2 separate regions of the Mus musculus genome follow, and region 1 is linked to region 2. The links are chromatin contacts, found by Hi-C or POLR2A ChIA-PET in ENCODE. All regions are on one chromosome and are shown on one strand. Each heading gives the region's core, a stretch centred on a gene start or an enhancer-like site at or near the end of the contact. The rest is flanking DNA. Distances are from core to core; before and after follow the strand shown. Region 1 overlaps Frmd4b (FERM domain containing 4B). Region 2 has its middle 24 kb from the start of Gm32191.

Region 1 (3,071 bases), core at 25-2,524, 45 kb before region 2:
ACCTTTCTTGTCCCCACTCCACGGTTGTGTCATTAACACGGATAATAGGAAAGGCTGCGTTGGGCAGAGCATGGCCTCCCTTCCCCTGCTCATCCCGCTCTGCTGGGTGAGACTAGTCGGGCTTTGGGGCTGCTTTGTTAGAGAAGCGTTAACAAAAGCCACAAGGCAGCCTCCAACCACCACATCCTCCTGTGTTTGTCATCAGCTGGCTGGCAGGCTCTTGTCAGCCCTGTGAACAACACTGGAGTAAGGAATGCTGCCGATCAGATCCGGGGCCTTGCAAAAGCCAGGCAAGCGCTGCTTCCCCAACCCTCTTGCCACCTTTTAAGCTTCCGCAAGTTCCATTATATGGAAACACATAATCTTTGTAACAGATTCTCTCTCACGATCCTCCCGGCCACCCTCCACCCAATTCCGAGATTACGGGTGCGAGTCAACACACCTAGCTACCAATTGTCTTTTGAAGGCCATTACAGCTTCCACTGTGGGTGGGGCAGTGGGCTTGGGGTACTGGGAATAATAAAGAGTCCTAGCCAAGCCACTGCCAGTCATGGTTTCTTAAGGCATAGCTCACCCATAGTACTATGTTTCTGCCCACTAGTCTGTCCTGAATTTTTACCTTTTTAGTAAAGAACACGCAAGAGTCTTGTTAGGTTTTACTCAACTTGTGTGCAAAATAGACCTTAGGCCAACTCACAAGTCAACCTATAATCACCTAGTACGGCCTGAGAAGTCCCAAAATTCTCACAACATTGGAAGTGTTTCTTTAAAGAGAGAGAGAGAAAGAGAAAGAGAGAGAGAGGGGAGAGAGAGAGGGAAAGAGAAAGAGAGAGAGAGAGAATGAATCTCAGCCTTCTTTCCACTCTCAGAGTTCTTTCTCCCCTCTCCTTAATAAATGTGGGTTTGCAGTGCATAAGAAACAAAAACAAGCCATCAGATTTTTTTCCCCCCACGTAATGGTGCGTCAGATTCTCACAGCAATGCTGAACTTCATTTCCTCGATAGTGCTCCTGATTCGCAAAAGCCTTCCCTCACATTCACAGCTCTGTATCCACTGCCTCAGGCCGATCACAATCAGGCTGGCTTCTTCCGTCCAGAGTCTAGACTAGGCCCAGCAGCCACGTCCTGTTATCAGGCTGCAGCTTTCCTCTTCCGTTTTCAACACTGGCTTCTCACTTCTGACAGGATGTTAGCTCTCTCCTTGTGGTGTCTCTTGCTTGCCCTCCTCTCCTCCGTCATTCCAGGGGTCCACTCTAGGCTGTGGTTTGCACCCTGCTTTCGTTTGTTGAAATCTGATGGTGGATCTTGCTTTCTGTAACCTGTTGATTTGAGCCGGGGACAGGAGTGTGTTCTGCAAGGCCCTTTCCCGGCCAGCTTGCACACGCTAAAAGGATGCATAGTTTAAAGGGTTGTGAGCACCCACACAAAAGAAGGCTCATGCTTCAGCATCTGGGCAGGCAGCAAGTTCTCCAATGCCCAGGAAAGAATCGAGGTCATGCTGACAAATTAATGGCCGTGTGCCTACCTTGTTGATGGAAAAGCAAACCAGGAGAGAGACGGACCAAGAATCAGAGACTTGTGCCAAAAGGCTGGTTTTAAAAGGGGTTGTTTAAGGCCTGTTGGTAAAGGCCTGCTAGCCCTTTTAGATAATGTCTGTTAATTATTGCCTCTAGATGTTGGGGCCATGTTTGACTTACTACCAGGGCACTAGCAAGCATTCTTCATTTATTCTAGCTTTAAGTTTTTGTCACTCTTGGGGTTGGGCAGGGGTCCAAGTGGTTTTCCATCAGTGAAGCACCATGACGCAGCCCAAGAGTTGAGGGGCCATCCTCCATCCTGGCCCTGATGTCTATTGTCTCTGTGATCTTGGTTCTGTGTATGGAGTTGTGTGTGAGAGGCAGGCAGATTTCTGAGTTCGAGGCCAGCCTGGTCTACAGAGTGAGTTCCAGGACAGCCAGGGCTATACAGAGAAACCCTGTCTCGAAAATTCGAAAAAAAAAAGGAGTTGTGTGTGTTTGTACAGATATCTGTGAGTATTTTTGCCATGCGGAGTCTCCAACCACAGAGACTCCAGCAGGCTTAGCAAGCACTCTCCCACTGAGCTATATCCCTAGTGCTTATTTGCCTTGCGTTCCTCGGTACAGTTTTCATCTCTTTAAAGGTGTCTTCCTCATCTTGCACAACTGTAATCCCACTAGCTGAAGGGGAGGGTGTGAGAACTGAATGAGATTATATTCTGGCCCCGTGCCTGATAAACAGCTATCACCAGATAAAGAAAAATCATTCCTCGGGAGGGAGGGAGGTAAACAATTAAAGAGAGCATGTGAAATATTTTTATACCGACAGGGAAGGGTATTGAAAGCAATCCTGGGATACTAGAAGTTCCTGTTTTCAGTCCCTATTCCCTACTGGTAAACCCTTTTTTCCCTGTGTGTTACCCATAATACATGAAGATGTGCTTGCTATTTATGAGAAGAAAAATCATTAATGACTTTATGACAGGTTCTCACATACCCCCAGACCGGTCTTGAACTTGCTATATAGGCAAGAAATCTTGAATTTTTGATTCTTCAGCCTTCAACTGGGGTTACAAGTGTGCATGACTGGGCCCTGTTTATATGAGGCTGAGGCTCAACCCCAAGGCTTTATGCACACAAGGCAAGTATCCTACCAACTGAGCCAGCCCCTCTTCTTAGGTTTTTATGGCTTGTATAGTACTTTTTAAAAAGATTTATTTATTTATTTATTTATTTATTTATTTATTTATTTATTTATTTATCAGATCCAGTTACACGTGGTTGGGAGCCACCATGTGGTTGCTTGGAATTGAACTCATGACCTTGAAGAGCAGCCAGTGCTCTTCCCCTGAGCCATCTCTCTGGTCCCTTGTTCAGCATTTTGAGAGAGAGAGAGAGGGGAAAAAATGTCTTTCACAAGAAACTAGACCATCCATCCGAGGGCAAGTAAGGCTTTAGTGTGTATGTCATGACCTAACTCTGGCTCTACAGCAAGGACTTCATCTGGAAAGCAGGGCCTGTAGGGGGACCAATAGGGCACTGCTACTCTAGGTA
Region 2 (3,082 bases), core at 552-3,051:
TGAGAAGTCTGTGCAGTGAGGTGTCACACGCAGATAATGTCCTTCCTGCCTTTCCCGGGCACGGAGAGGTGCCCCGGCTCAGTGCATAAGCCCTTCATCTGGACAGAACCTTCTAGACTAACTAGGACCAGGTTTCTTCTAATCGTTGGGCTGGGTCTGGACTTTCAGAGCGTACAATATTGGTTAAGAAGGACACCTAGGGGCCGTCCCGGTTTACTGCAGGCAGGCACTCCTAGCTGCCCTGGATTCGGGATTCTCAATATTGTATGAACAAGGTGCTGTAGGTTACAGGGAGAAGGAAACAAACCTAACGAAAGCCCAGTTTCTAATTTCTAACCCCCAACACTTCTGATTACTCGCTGTGCTCTTGGGGGAGTTGTTTGGGGGGTTAGAAGCATGGAGAAATGTAGGGATTCAATAACATCTAACTCTTAATAACGTGTGCCTCAGTTCTTGGGACAAAGTAAGCCACGTCTTGTTATTGTTTCTAATGGGACTCTGCAAGGAAGAGAGTTAGTAACATTTAACAGCATTAAATTTAAACATCAATAATGTAAGACTTACATTTTTAATAGTCACTGAAGACCACAGTAGAGGTTTATAAAAAGTAAAGTACTTTCTCAGGGGGAAAAAAAAGTCAAACAAGCCAAACTGGCAAGATTTTTTAAACACAGTCTTTTAGAAAATCAAAATTAATTTATACATACACACAAATTCTGCTTTTTGGTTTTTTTTAAATTTTTTAAGTAAAGACAGGCTTGATGTGACTGGTTTTTCCTTTGCTTCAAACAACAAATGGTTTGTCCCTGTCTGGTACTGTGCCAACATATAACAAGAGGGCCCAGTGACATCTTTGTTTGCTTTAGATACAAGAATGAGAGCCCAGGATAAATGCTCAGACACACCAAAGGTCACATAATCAAGTACAGAGGAAATCACCCCCACACAGGAGCATCCTGGTGCAAGTCACCTTTTAAAGGGCATATGAAGAAGGACCACAGCGTTGGGGTGATCACAGGGCCTCGTGCATGCTGGGGCTGGGGCTGCAGCACAGAGACACATGCCAGCTGGGCATGGATCTAACTCTGCGCAGTCATGTGTGTGAAGGGAGAGAGAAGGAGACAGAGACACAGAGAGACAGAAACAGACAGGGAGACAGAGAAAGAAAGACATAGAGACAGAGACAGGAAGGAAGTGGAGGGGGAGGGAAGGGGAGGAGATAGAAGAGGGGGGAATGGGGAGAGGAGGGGAGGGGAGGAAGAGGAGGAGACATAGAGTCTTACATGGCCAAAGCTGGCTTCCAACTTGTGTAGCAGAGAACGACCCTAAACTTGTAATCTTCCTGCCTCTACCTCCTGAGTGCTGGGATTAGAGGTGTGTGCCACCGGGCTTGATTCACTGGTGCTGGGGACAGAACCCAGGGCTTTACACATATTGGGCAGGCATTCCACCACTGAGCTACATCCCCCCACCCTCATACTATTACTTGTTGGCAGAGATTTGGGCTCAGAGCTTTCTACCGTAGGCTGTCATTTTACTGGCCATGTGGTAGAGTTTACTGGTGATGTGTTTAACAAACAGAGACAAAGACCCAGTTAGGTTTGAATTTGAAACAAGCAAAGGGTGAACCTACATGGAGTGCATCCATGTCCCCAGTGTGTCCTCTATTTTATCGCCCTGTCACCCAGGCAACCTGATGGTTTAGTAAATAGAGCTGCAATTTCAAAACGGTCTGGATCTCCCTGGTTAGTTTTGGCAATTCCTCTAGGCTCCACCCAACAGCTACCTAGCAACAGCTTGCGCAGCTGCTTGCTTGGTACTAATAGCCAAACTCTCCCCTCCCCCTCCCCTTCCCCCTTCCCTTCCCCCTCTTCCCCCTCCCTTTCTCGCCCCTCTTCTCTCTCCCCCTTTTCCCTCTCTCCATCTCTCTCTTCCCCACAAGTTCATGGCCATCCTCTTCCTCTCTCCTCCCTCTTTGTCCTTCTTTGTCCCCCTCCTTTCCCAGGTCCCCTTCCCGTTCGCACTTGGCCCGTCACATGGTGGTGATTCCTCTGGGGAACACCTCCGGGCCCAACGAGACTGTCCCTCTCGCCCCTGCCGCATTATATTATGTTTTATAAAACACAACAGTTAAGACTCTCATTTCTGTGCTCTTCAACAGATCAGCAAGTGTAGATGGCTTTTAACAGAGTAACGAGATAGAAAGAGGCGTCAGAAAGTGGCTCAGTGTCTTAGGCTTCAAGGCAGGGGTTGAGTTTCTACTGCCTTCACTACCATAGCTGCTTCGGCACAGGAAATGCTCTGCACAGAGTGTGGTACCTGCCCATCCTGCAAATGCTGTTTCTTATACTGAGAGCTCCAGCTCAGGGCAACATAAATTACTTCCTTGGCACAACAACAACCCCACCTCCAAGGATCAACTTCCATTTACAGTGCAATGTAAATTATTGAGAATGTGTGGACTGGGGGCTTTAAAAGTACCTGTAATCACGTTGCCAACCTGGCTCTGAAATATCAGCCAGTTCCAGCTCCTTGGAGCTTAGTAAATTGAGTATGTGGTGAGCAGTTATTTCTTCTAATAATGTGGCTGCGCGCTGATGCAGACAGAGATGTCTCTAGATTCGCCTCCACGTTAGTGACCTTTGGAGGGTTTGGGGGGCATTCGTTTTTTTAATTATAGAGGAGTATTAGACATTAGACCACTTCAATTCCTAATTCAGATCCTTTCGACCTGGGCAAGTTTCTCAGGGCCCTCCCAAATAAATAAACCCTTCCCTGAGCAGCACTAGCTGTAGCTTTATACAGCTTTATACAGCTGTCAACCTCAGGATTGCTGTGGTGTGTGTGTGTGTGTGTGTGTGTGTGTGTGTGTGAGAGAGAGAGAGAGGGGGGGGGTGGAGGGAGAGAGAAACAGAGAGAGAGAGAAAAACAAGAGAGAGAGAGAGAAACAGAGTCCCATCCCTCACCAGTCTCTTCCTCCATTAGGCTGTGTGCTTTTAGGTTTCAGGGACCCTACTAGATATAGTGATACATGCCTGTAATCCTGCTATTCAAAAGACTAAATACTTCAGTGCAAGGCCTT

Evidence for each region. A loop is a pair of places that touch in the nucleus more often than their neighbours do. ChIA-PET counts read pairs that join two places held with the same protein, here RNA polymerase II (POLR2A).
Region 1: a loop to region 2 is called in a map of T-helper 17 cell, with 1.8 times the contacts of the local background. The contact joins two enhancer-like sites. A Hi-C loop is called at or near these places in 7 of 37 maps with a recorded cell type or tissue (T-helper 17 cell, gastrocnemius and heart). POLR2A ChIA-PET finds 5 or more read pairs at or near these places in 3 of 5 experiments (Patski and embryonic stem cell).

Annotation. Positions count from the first base shown.
Region 1 is chr6:97,319,428-97,322,498 of GRCm38, reverse strand. All of the region lies in intron 11 of Frmd4b (FERM domain containing 4B), which reads left to right. Among named protein-coding and RNA genes, the nearest start is that of Gm32191, 68 kb to the right of the region's middle. Within about 2 kb of position 1,274, at least 1 of the 3 ENCODE cell types and tissues checked has a DNase peak (open chromatin) inside an H3K27ac peak, as active enhancers do; it is heart, where a contact is called at or near this core.
Region 2 is chr6:97,275,215-97,278,296 of GRCm38, reverse strand. No RefSeq gene overlaps it. Among named protein-coding and RNA genes, the nearest start is that of Gm32191, 24 kb to the right of the region's middle. Within about 2 kb of position 1,801, at least 1 of the 3 ENCODE cell types and tissues checked has a DNase peak (open chromatin) inside an H3K27ac peak, as active enhancers do; it is heart, where a contact is called at or near this core.